Regions from separate parts of the Homo sapiens genome. Here region 2 is linked to region 1. A link is an interaction called in ENCODE POLR2A ChIA-PET data of the cell type or tissue named here. Cell type or tissue: OCI-LY7. All regions are shown on one strand. Each heading gives the region's core, and the rest is flanking DNA. Links, peaks and the distances in the headings are about the cores only.

Region 1 (4,000 bases), core at 1-4,000:
AGTGTCATGAGATCCGGCCAAAGAAATAGTGTCCTGGGTCTGTTGAAAGAGGCCTGGTTGCCTTCTACTCTGCTTAATGCTTGTGGACAAGAACGTGTAGGGACTGCCACCTCCCAGAGCAAGGCAGGACTCTTCGAGGACCCGCTATCCTGCCCCGTACCCCAGATTGGGCATCCTCTGCACTCACACAGCTGTGTTTCCACCATGTTGTTCTCAACTTAAATGTATCTGTTTGGGTGTCAGTGTCATGCCTCACATCCTTGAGGATGCATGCCTCACACCCACTGCCAGGAGTATTTACGGAACCCAATAATGTTCCTTAATAATAAGGAACCCAATCATGTTCATGGACTTGGTCTGGACACTTGAAAGGCACGGATAGAAGACATGTTGACATAAAAGAGTCTGAATCCCAACACAGGTTCTTCAGCCCTCAATTTAATTCTGATGTCTACATGTGCTTGTGTCATTTATTTTGCTTTAAGAATTTTGAAATTATCTCCCCCACAGTTACCAAGTAAATAGGTTTCAACTCCTCAACCTTAGACTGCATAAGATTTCTGAGGTTCACAAACCTAAGGGAAAAGTCAAATTTCCTTCTGTTCTCTTCTCATCTCCACCCCTTGCTCCCCAAACACAAGTTTCTAAAAAGTCTTTCTGGTGGCAAATCAGCTGCTTAAAAGTGTTATTTTTTAATAAAGTGTTCAAGTCAATCTTCCCCCAAGAAGATGGGGGAAAGAAAGCAAACACATTGTTTCACCATCATATATACATACACACCAAGAAAACTTAGTTCCTGTTAGTGAAGTCTATCTCTGTGTGTTTGCGAAAACTCAATTTGCAGCTGGGGAAAGTGGTATTTATTTGAAGGAGCTTATTGCTGAAAGTGAATCATAAATCTGCTGGCTGTTGAGACTTCAAGGCAGAAGAACAGAGGCAATTATTAGTCTGAATGTTCCACTGACGATATGAAATCTTTGTCTTTCAAAGCATTTGTTTAAGTAAGAAAAAGTTTGCCCAGGCTGCAGAACATTCTATTGTGGGAAGAGAAACTTCTGAAACCTCCAAAGCTTATTTATATATTTGCTAGGCTTCTCTCTGCCAACTTTCTCCTCTCCCAGAGCGTCCGTTAATGCTAAGAAAAGCCTCCGAAAAGCACACATTATAAGCAGAGAAAAATCTTAATGAATGTAATATATTTGGCAAATCTGTTTTATCTACTGAGGAGATTTCCTTCCTCTCTTCATCACTCATCTCTTTTGTTTCTTCTTTTTTTAATGTTGTTCCCCTTGATTTGTCCTTCTTCCTATGGAATTCATTTTTCTCTCGTCCCAAAGATAAAAAATAGAATCCCAAACAATATCGTGACTTTCATTCTCTTGCCATTATGTTCTGTCTCTTCCTACCTAATTTTCTTCCTTAGAAGAGGGAGCCTTAAGAGCACAGTGTTAACTTCCCCTCTCTAGCCTAACCAGAGGAGACATATCCAGTGCAAAAGCCAGCTCCCAACTATGCACAGTTAAGCTGTACACTTTATAGGTGGTCCTTGGCCAAGGAACATGGCAAGCTCGCCTCCCCTGTCACTCAGCATGCTCCTCCCCTCAGCTGGTGTGTACTCAATAAGTACTAAGCCATCTTAGGGCCGGGCGCAGTGGCTTATGCCTGTAATCCCAGCACTCTGGGAGGCCGAGGTGGGTAGATCACTTCAGGCCAGGAGTTCAAGACCAGACTGGCCAACATGGAGAAACCCCATCTCTACTAAAAATACAAAAATGAGCCCGGTGTGGTGGCACATGCTTGTAATCCCAGCTACTCAGGATGCTGAGACATGAGAATTGCTTGAACCTGGGAGGTGGAGGTTGCATTGAGCCGAGATCACACCACTGCACTCCAGCCTGGGTGACAGAGTGAGAATCCATCTCAAAAAAAAAAAAAAAGTTACTAAGCCATCTTTATATAGACCTGAACACCCCAACATCAACTGTCAGCCATAGAAAGCAAACATTTACTCATATAAAGCATTCCAAATCCAAATTCAAAAGATTTGGAGTTATCTGGACAATTTCCCCCTGACACTAGTAAGCTTAAGTGACAGCAGAATGTGTTTGTATATCTTTGTACACAATTTGATTCACCTTTCTATTGCAGCTGTGCAACCTAAAAATACAGCTGTGACCTGAGATTCTCTTAACACCTTGCTAATCAGAGCATAGTACCCAGGCCAGCAGCAGCAACATCACCTGGGGAGCCCTAGCCTCAGGCTTACTGAATCAGAAATTTTATTTTAACAAGATCTCCAGGTGGCTTGCTTGCACATCAGGGTCTGAGCAGCTCAGTTAACACTAAGCATAAAAGTGGCACCTGGAGGTTGGGTTTGAGAAGTGAGGGGCTGCACCTACTAAGCCTGCTGCTTCTGCTTTGTCAACCCTCTGCAGGGTGGTTGGTACCTCTCACGTGTCGCCATGCTCCCCATCCCCTTCCCTGACTCTAGTTGTTGTCACCTCTCCATCTGTTGGCTACACCAGACTACTAGGGTCTTGGTCTTGGTAACTGCAGGTGACACTAGTGTATGGGCCAGCCATGCTCTTTCCTCCCTGCTGGGTCTGCCTGTACCTGTGTGAGCTGTTATCACAGAGACTGATAACTTGACATTTACAGTTTCTTTCCCAGAGAGGAACACAAGACATTTCATGAAAGCTGCACATAATCCTCCTCAATCCCCTGTAGAATGGGGAGGGAAAGTGCATTTTAAAATAATCCCATTTTGGTTATCCCACCTCAATGCTATTCTCTCCCCTTCTAGAATAAAAGAAAATAAAAAACTAAAGAGGCATTGCCCCTGAAGAATGTGTGTGTGTGTGTGTGTGTGTGTGTGTGTGTGTGTGTGTGTGTGTGTGTGTGTGTATGCGTGCAATAATTCTGAGTTTCAGGAAAGGCTTCTAGGTTGAAGCAACTTCTGAAACAACTCCAGATTCTTCACAGGATTTCTTCTGAATCTCGGATGATAGGCACTTATTTGGGCACTCCTTTTCCCCACACCTCAAGCCCTGACTACCCCCCGGAGCCCATATTCCCACGGGCACAAAGGCTGGAGACCGTGTGTAACAAACAGGTCCCTTGAGCTTTGCTTCAGCTTCACCCTAAAACACAAACCCAAGCCACATCTTTAGCTTTTCTGCCAACAATCTCCCCACTCAGGTGTTCTAAGTGCTTCTCCAAAGGCATTCCCATGCATTTTAGTTTTTTTTTTCTCTCATCATCCCAAGCAGCCTCCCTTATTAGGTGATTAACTTGGAATTACAACCTCTTTATTTCTTTTCTTTTAGGCACATGAGGACATTGCAGGGCAGGGACAGGCTGGTTCAAAGAGTGAACTTCTCCCAGACAGCAAGGGGTCCAATCAGTTCGCTGTGGTTTTCCCCCTGAGTAACCTAACAGTCCCTGGAGGCCACAGCTCCTCTTCTGGACACCCAGCATCTTGGCCAGCCCAGAGAGGAAAGCAAGGTCTGGAAGCCTCCCAAGGGGTCACATCTCCTGTTGGGTCATTAAGCATCCACACCTCCTCCTAGCGACACCTATAAGTGATGTCAGAGTGTGTACTTCCATACAGTCCTAAGATTTTTTTTAATGCCTTCAAAAACAAAAATAAAGAGATACACTCTTCTCCTACCTCAACATGGCTACAAACACAGTTCCACGTTAGCCTCCTAGAAGGGCAGGAATAAGGGAGGTGAAAATGGAAAAGGTAAGGAGTAGGACTAGACAACTCAATGTCTCACAGAGGTACTCACCATTTGTAGTTCATTGAATGAAGCATCTGGGTCTCCAAAATCCTCTGGCATAGCCTCTTTAAGAACACAACAGTGACTTCCTGAACTCCCCACTGAGCCACCTAACATTCGCAGAGCTCTTCCTGCCTCTTTCTGAAGCCCCCGTCTTACCACCAGATGATAGGAGGGCCTTCTCTCCCTGCCGCCAAAACGAAAGTTGCCTCTCTGAA
Region 2 (8,491 bases), core at 2,691-6,690, 58 kb before region 1:
CATGGAGAAAGAATAACTTCATTGAACTTTTTTAAACTTATTTTTGATGTTTTCTCTTGATTTTATTTTAAGTTGACATGACTGGGGTATTATAATCTCTACAGCATGTATAACCTCTTAAGAACACCTCTTAAGTCTTACCCTCTGTCTTTTGCCTGTTGCCAAATTTTCACGACATCTCCAGTTATAACCTCTGGGGGCACTCACCGTTAGCCACATCTCAACCACACAGCCTTTGCTGACCTCCTGCTTGGCTTTCCCCTACTTCCTACTGATGGGTCACCACAGCCCCATCCTTGGCTTTGTGCTGTTGGATTTCCAGAACCCACACTGGCCATCTCACTGTGGACAGCCTTGTTTATAAGGCTCACTCATTGTTTCATGAGTTAGCTGAGGTAGGGGGGCCTCAGTATAGGGGATCAAAAGCACAGATATAATTCACAAGAATGGGGTCATATTTGGGTAGGCTATTATTTCTCTGAACTTTAGTTTCATCTATAAAATGAAGATAACAGTAGTAACTACCATTAGCATTATAGGAGGATAAGAATACATAACTAGTTGAACACATATTCTTTTTATTATTATTATTACTATATTTTAAGTTCTAGGGTACATGTGCACAACGTGCAGGTTTGATACATAGGTATACATGTGCCATGTTGGTTTGCTGCACCCATCAACTCATCATTTAAGTATTTCTCCTAATGCTATCCCTCCCCCAGCCCCCCAGCCCCTGGCAGGCCCTGGTGTGTGGTGTTCCCTGCCCTGTGTCCAAGTGATCTCATTGTTCAATTCCCACCTATGAGTGAGAACATGTGGTGTTTGGTTTTCTGTCCTTCCGATAGTTTGCTGAGAATGATGGTTTCCAGCTTCATCCATGTCCCTGCAAAGGACATCAATTCATCCCTTTTTATGGCTGCATAGTATTCTATTGTGTATATGTGCCACAGTTTCTTAATCCAGTCTATCATTGATGGACATTTGGGTCGGTTCCAAGTTTTTGCTATTGTGAATAGTGCTGCAATAAACATACATGTGCACGTGTCTTCATAGTAGCATGATTTATAATCCTTTCGGTATATACCCAGTAATGGGATTGCTGGGTCAAATGGTAATTCTAGTTCTAGATCCTTGAAGAATAGCCACACTGTCTTCCACAATAGTTTAACTAATTTACACTCCCACCAACAGTGTAAAAAGCAAATAGTTAAACACATTTTCTGTCATACTAAATACTCTATGTTTTAATCAGTAGCAATGATTAACAGCTATTATTAGGTGATTTGCCCAAACACAGAGAGCAAGCAGGTGATAAAATTCTAAGCCACCAACTTTCCCTGGTTCATTTCAGAACTGATCCGGTAGTGTTGATCTGTTGCCCAACATAGAAAGCTCTCAGTCTTGGAACCCACTGATCACTGTGGCACAACATGGATTTTTCAAGGGCAAGCTCTGGGTCCCCCTTCCCTTTCTCAGGAGAAAAGTTGTCATGAGAAAGAGTAATAAAACTTACCTTGTATTGGTCATACTGAGGACAACTTGCATCTATTGAAGGAAAACAGAAAGTGGCTTAAGAAAACAAGAAAGTTCTAATCATCTGTGCTAAAAGACAAAGGAACAGATTGCTGTGGAAGATGAGTCCTCTGTCACTCAAGGTGTTCAAGGCAGACCAGATGCTGTAGAAGGATTGAGAACTGACCGCCCAATCCTTATGCTTCTTTCCAACTCCGAGTTTCTAATATGTAGAAAAAGGCAACCTCTCAGGATTCATTCATTCATTCATTCATTCAGCCTTAACTATCAAAAAAATACGTGACTCCAAGTGGTGATTTGGTTTGGAGATGTCAAAAACACTTTTTTTTCCAAACCATTGCAGATGGTCTCTGTCTCAAACACCAGAAATTAAACTATGATTTGTATAGTGTTAGAGAATAAAAGGACTTTTCTCTGAATGGCCAAAGCATAAAAGCCTAGTGAGTTCATTCTTCATTTATTTATTTCTGGTGTGATCGACAATAAGTTCAATTTATGACTATAACTGTTTTCTGCATTAGCCTTGTTTTAAGTCTTTTTATCATTATCAAAGTCAGACATGCCTCACAAAACTTGATGTCTATACAAATTCTTCAGATGGGTAAAGACAATCATAAAACAGCTTAACAAAAGAATTTGCATATTTTTACATTGCATAGAAATAGATATATTATAAAAGAAAATTATTACTTATGATAGAGTAGAGAAATGATTAAACTTAATTCTACCTGGATTTTTCTCTTTGGTTCATGGGTCAGTCCAACAAGGCTTTTTGTTTAGTTCATTGGATCATAAACAGAGCTTCCACAGTGGAACAAGAAAAGATTTTCAGCACGTTTCCCAAAACTAAAGTACTTTCATGGCTAAAAGATTGGCATTGTGGTTTCCTTTCATTAAAAGCTGATTCCATTATTAAAGGATAATCAGATATCTAATTTCAAGGGGTTTTTTTTCTTTTTCAAAGAACAGGTTTGTTGGCAGATGCTGTTACTGTCCTCCAAGATCCCTCTCCCTTTCTTTCATAAATACTAGAATCTGAATTTATCTGTATTCTTGGCCCCCAAGAATGAGACAAACTGCCCAGCCTCCTCACAGTTAGGCATGACTGTGTGACTAACTCCTTCTGAGGTGATGGGAGAGGCAATGATTGGTTCAGCTTTCAGCTTGTGCCTTGAAGGAAAGGCTCAAACCCACCTTCTCCTCTTCTCCTTTGCTGCTGGATGGAATGCCAGGAGCTAAGGCAGCCGTCTTAGACTGCAAGGTGCAAGTCATGAGTAAGAAGAACAAAGCAACAAGCCAAAGTCCCTAAGAAGACCTCCAAAGCCCTACACAACCTTGCATAACCTCTGTTACCTCCACTCCCCCATCTCCCCATTGATCACTCCACTACAGCCACACTGGCCTCTCTGCTGTTCCTGCACAAGCCAGACATGATTTTACCATAGGGTCTTTGCACTTGCTAGACACTCTTTCCCCAGGTAACCACATGGCTCACTCTCTCACTCTCTCCAGGTCTTTACTCAAACACCATCATCCCAGTAAGATATTCTCTAACAGTGGTGACTGGCAAGATGGCCAAATAGAAACAGCTCCAGTCTGCAGCTCCCAGCGAGATCAATGCAGAAGACAGGTGATTTCTGCATTTCCAACTGAGATACCTGGCTCTTCTCACTGGGACTGGTTAAACAGTGGGTGGCAGTCCACAGAGGGCAAGCAGAAGCAGGGTAGGATGTCGCCTCACCTGGGAAACGCAAGGGGTCAGAGAACTCCCTCCCCTAGCCAAGGGAAGACCTGAGGGACTGTGCCATAAGGAACGGTGCATTCCAGCCCAGATACTACTCTTTTCCCATGGTCTTCACAACCCACAGACCAGGAGATTCCCTCGGGTTCCTATAATACCAGGGCCCTGGGTTTCAAGCACAAAACTGGGTGGCCACTTGGGCAGACACCTAACTAGCTGCAGGAGGATTTTTTCATACCTCAGTGGCACCTGGAACACCAGCAAGACAGAACCATTCACTCCCCTGGGAAGGGGGCTGAAGCCAGGGAGCCATGTAGTCTAGCTCAGGAGATCCCACCCCTACGGAGCCCAGTAAGCTAAGATCCACTAGCTTGAAATCCTTGCTGCCAGCACAGCAGTCTGAAGTCAACCTGGGACACTTGAGCTTAGTGTGGGGAGGGGTGTCCACCATTACTGAGGCTTCAGTAGGCAGTTTTCCCCTCACAGTATAAACAAAGCCACCAGGAAGTTCGGACTGGGCAGAGCCCACCACAGTGCCACAAAGCCACTGCAGCCAGACTGCCCCTCTAGATTCCTCCTTCTGGGCAGGGCGTCTCTGAAAGAATGGCAGCAGACCCAGTCAGGGCCTTATAGATAAAACTCCCATCTCTGTGGGACAGAGCACCTAGGGGAAGGGGCTCAGCTTTGGCAGACTTAAACATTCCTACGTGCTGGCTCTGAAGAAAGCAGTGGATCTCCCAGCACAGCACTTGAGCTCTGCTAAGGGACAGACTGCCTCCTCAAGTGGGTCCCTGACCCCTGTGCCCCCTTACTGGGAGACACCTCCCAGCAGGGGTTGACAGACACCTCATAAAGGAGAGCTCTGGCTGGCATCTGGCAGGTGCCCCACTGGGATGAAGCTTTCAGAGGAAGGAACAGGCAGCAATCTTTGCTGTTCTGCAGCCTTCGCTGCTGATACCCAGGCAAACATGGTCTGGAGTGTACCTCTAGCAAACTCCAACAGACCTGCATCAGAGGGGCCTGACTGTTAGAAGGAAAACTAACAAACAGAAAGGAATAGCATCAAGATAAAAAAAAAAGGACATCCACACAGAAACCCCATCTGAAGGTCACCATCATCAAAGAACAAAGTAGATAAATCCATGAAGATGAGGAAAAACCAGCAAAAAAAGGCTGAAAATTCCAAAAACCAGAATGCCTCTTCTCCTCCAAAGGATCATGACTCCTCACCACTAAGGGAACAAAATTGGATGGAGAATGAGTTTGACGAATTGACAGAAGTAGGCTTCAGAAGATGGGTAATAACAAACTCCTCTAAGCTAAAGGAGCATGTTCTAACCAAATGCAAGGAAGCTAAGAACGCTGAAAAAAGGTTAGAGGAATTGCTAACTAGAATAACCAGTTTAGAGAAGAACATGAATGACCTGATGGAGTTGAATAACACAGTATGAGAATTTTGTGAAGCATACACAAGTATCAATAGCTGAATTGATCAAGTGGAAGAAAGAATATTGGAGACTGAAGATCAATTTAATGAAATAAAACGTGAACACAAGATGAGAGAAAAAAGAATGAAAAGAAATGAACGAAGCCTCCAAGAAATATGGCACTATGTGAAAAGACCAAACCTATGTTTGATTGGTGTACCTGAAAGTGATGGGGAGAATGGAACCAAGTTGGAAAACACTCTTCAGAATCCTATCCAAGAGAACTTAACCAGCCCAGCAAGACAGGCCAACATTCAAATGCAGGAAATACAGAGAACACCACAAAGATACTCCTCGAGGAGAGGAAACCCAAGACACATAATCGTCAGATTCACCAAGGTTGAAATGAAGGAAAAAATGTTAACGGGAGCCAGAGAGAAAGGTCGGGTTACCCACAAAGGGAAGTCCATCAGACTAACAGTGGGTCTCTCAGCAGAAACCCCACAAGCCAGAAGAGAGTGAAGGCCAATATTCAACATTTCTAAAGAAAAAAATTTTCAACCCAGAATTTCATATCCAGCCAAACTAAGCTTCATAAGTGAAGGAGAAATAAAATTATTTATAGACAAGGAAATGCTGGGAGATTTTGCCACCGCCAGGCCTGCCTTATAAGAGCTCCTGAAGGAAGCACTAAATATGAAAAGGAAAAACCAGTACCAGCCACTGCAAAAACATACCAAACTGTAAACACCATTGACACTATGAAGAAACTGCATCAACTAATGGGCAAAATAAACAGCTAGCATTATAATGACAGGATCCAATTCACACATGACAATATTAACCTTAAATGTAAATGGGCTAAATGCCCCAATTAAAAGACACAGACTGGCAAAATTGGATAAAGAGTCAAGACCCATCAGTGTGCTGTATTCAGGAGACCCATCTCACATGCAAAGACACACGTAGGCTCAAAATAAAGGGATGGAGGAAGATTTACCAAGCAAATGGAAAGCAAAAAAAAATAGGGGTTGCAATCCTAGTCTCTGATAAAACAAACTTTAAACCAACAAAGATCAAAAAAGACAAAGAAGAGCATTATATAATGGTAAAAGGATCAATTCAACAAGAAGAGCTAACTGTCCTAAATATATATGCACCCAATACATGAGCACCCAGATTCATAAAGCAAGTCCTTAGAGATGTACAAAGAGACTTAGACTCCCACACAGTAATAGTGGGAGAATTTAACACCCCACTGTCAATATTGGACAGATCAATGAGACAGAAAATTAACAAGGATACTCAGGGCTTGAACTCAGCTCTGAACCAAGCAGACCTAATAGACATCTACAGAACTCTCCACCCCAAATCAACATAATATACATTCTTCTCAGCACCACATCGCACTTATTCTAAAATCGACCACATAATTAGAAGTAAAAAACTCCTTAGCAAATGGAAAAGAACAGAAATTATAACAATCTCTCAGACCACAGTGCAATCAAATTAGAACTCAGAATTAAGACACTCACTCAAAACTGCACAACTACATGGAAACCGAACAACCTGCTCCTGAATGACTACTGGGTAAATAATGAATTTAAGGCAGAAATAAGTAAGTTCTTTGAAACCAATGAGAACAAAGATACAATGTACCAGAATCTCTGGGACACAGCTAAAGCAGTGTTTAGAGGGAAATTTATAGCACTAAATTGCCCACAGGAGAAAATGGGGAAGATCTGAAATCAATACCCTAAGATCACAATTAAAAGAACTAGAGAAGCAAGAGCAAACAAATTCAAAAGCTAGCAGAAGACAAGAAATAACTAAGATCAGAGCAGAACTGAAAGAGATAGAGACATGAAAAACCCTTCAAAAAAATCAATGAATCCAGGTGTTAGTTTTTTGAAAAGATTAACAAAGTAGACAGACCACTAGCCAGACTAATAAAGAAGAAGAGGAAAGAATCAAATAGACACAATGAAACATGATAAAGGGGATATCACCATTGATCCCACAGAAATACAAACTACCATCAGAGAATACTATAAATACCTCTATGCAAATAAACTAGAAAATCTAGAAGAAATGGATAAAATTCCTAGACTTATACACCCTCCCAAGTCTAAACCAGGAAGAAGTCAAATCCCTGAATAGACCAATAACAAGTGTGAAATTGAAGCAGTAATTAATAGCCTACCAACCAACCAAAGCCCAGGACCAGATGGATTCACAGCAAAATTCTACCAGAGGTACAAAGAGAAGCTGGTATCATACCTTCTGAAATTATTCCAAACAATAGAAAAAGAGGGATTCCTCCCTAACTCATTTTATGAAGCCAGCATCATCCTGATATCAAAACCTGGCAGAGACACAACAAAAATATAAAATTTCAGGCCAGTATCCCTGCTGAACATTGAGGCATCAATAAAATACTGGCAAACCGAATCCAGCAGCACATCAAAAGCTTATCCACCACAATCAAGTCAGCGTCATTCCTGGGATGCTAGGATGGTTCAACATACGCAAATCAATAAACATAATCCATCATATAAACAGAACCAATGACAAAAAACACATGATTATCTCAATAGATACAGAAAAGACCTTTGATAAAATTCAACACCCCTTCACACTAAAAACTCTCAATAAACTAGGTATTGATGGAGCATATCTCAAAATATTAAGAGCTATTTATGACAAACCCACAGCCAATATCATACTGAATGGGCAAAAGCTGGAAGCATTCCCTTTGAAAATTGGCAAAAGACAAGGATGCCCTTTCTCACCACTCCTTTTCATCATAGTACTGGAAGTTCTGGTAAGGGTAATCAGGGAAAAGAAAGAAATAAAGGGTATTTAAATAGGAAGAGAGGAAATCAAATCGTCTGTTTACAGATTACATGATTGAATATTTAGAAAACCCCGTCGTCTCAGCCCAAAATCTCCTTAAGCTAATAAGCAACTTCAGCAAAGTCTCAGGATACAAAATCAATGTGCAAAAATTACAAGCATTCCTATACGCCAGTAATAGACAAACAGAGAGCCAAATCATGAGTGAACTCCCATTCACAATTGCTACAAAAAGAATAAAATACCTAGGAATACAACTTACAAGGGATGTGAAGGACCTCTTCAAGGAGAACTACAAACCACTGCTCAAGGAAATAAGAAAGGACACAACCAAATGGAAATACATTCCATGCTCGTGAATAGGAAGAATCAGTTTTGTGAAAATGGTCATACTGCCCAAAGTAATTTATAAGATTCAATGCTATACCCATCAAGCTACTATTGACTTTCTTCACAGAATTAGAAAAAACTACTTTAAATTTCATATGGAACCAAAAAACAGCCTGTATAGCCAAGACAATTCTAAGCAAAAAGAACAAAGTTAGAGGCATCATGCTACCTGACTTCAAACTATACTACAAGCCTACGGTAACCAAAACAGCATGATACTGGTACCAAAACAGATATATAGACCAATGGAACAGAACAGGGGCCTCAGAAAAAATGCCACACATCTATAACAATCTGAGCTTTGACAAACCTGACAAAAACAAGCAATGGGGAAAGGATTCCCTATTTAATAAATGATGTTGGGAAAACTGGCTAGCCATATGCAGAAAACTGAAACTGGACCCCTTCTTTACATCTTATATAAAAATTAACTCAAGATGGATTAAAGACTTGAACGTAAGACCTAAAACCATAAAAACCCTAGAAGAAAACCTAGGCAATACCATTCAGGACACAGGCATGGGGAAAGACTTCATGACTA

Evidence for each region. ChIA-PET counts read pairs that join two places held together with the same protein. Peaks named below come from ENCODE experiments on the same cell type or tissue, not always from the same donor. Only the 100,000 strongest peaks of a DNase experiment are listed, where the experiment ranks them.
Region 2: POLR2A ChIA-PET joins it to region 1 with 5 read pairs; 2 of 35 experiments call an interaction of 5 or more read pairs at or near these places.

The regions. Positions count from the first base shown.
Region 1 is chr12:98,258,935-98,262,934 of GRCh38, forward strand. No RefSeq gene overlaps it. Among named protein-coding and RNA genes, the nearest start is that of TRD-GTC1-1, 240 kb to the right of the region's middle. In OCI-LY7, for the core only: a CTCF peak has its summit at 2,217; DNase peaks (open chromatin) are centred at 897, 1,547 and 2,307; H3K4me3 peaks cover 3,131 bases; H3K27ac peaks cover 4,000 bases.
Region 2 is chr12:98,198,589-98,207,079 of GRCh38, forward strand. No RefSeq gene overlaps it. Among named protein-coding and RNA genes, the nearest start is that of MIR4303, 210 kb to the left of the region's middle. In OCI-LY7, for the core only: no CTCF peak of the experiment used is centred there; no DNase peak of the experiment used is centred there.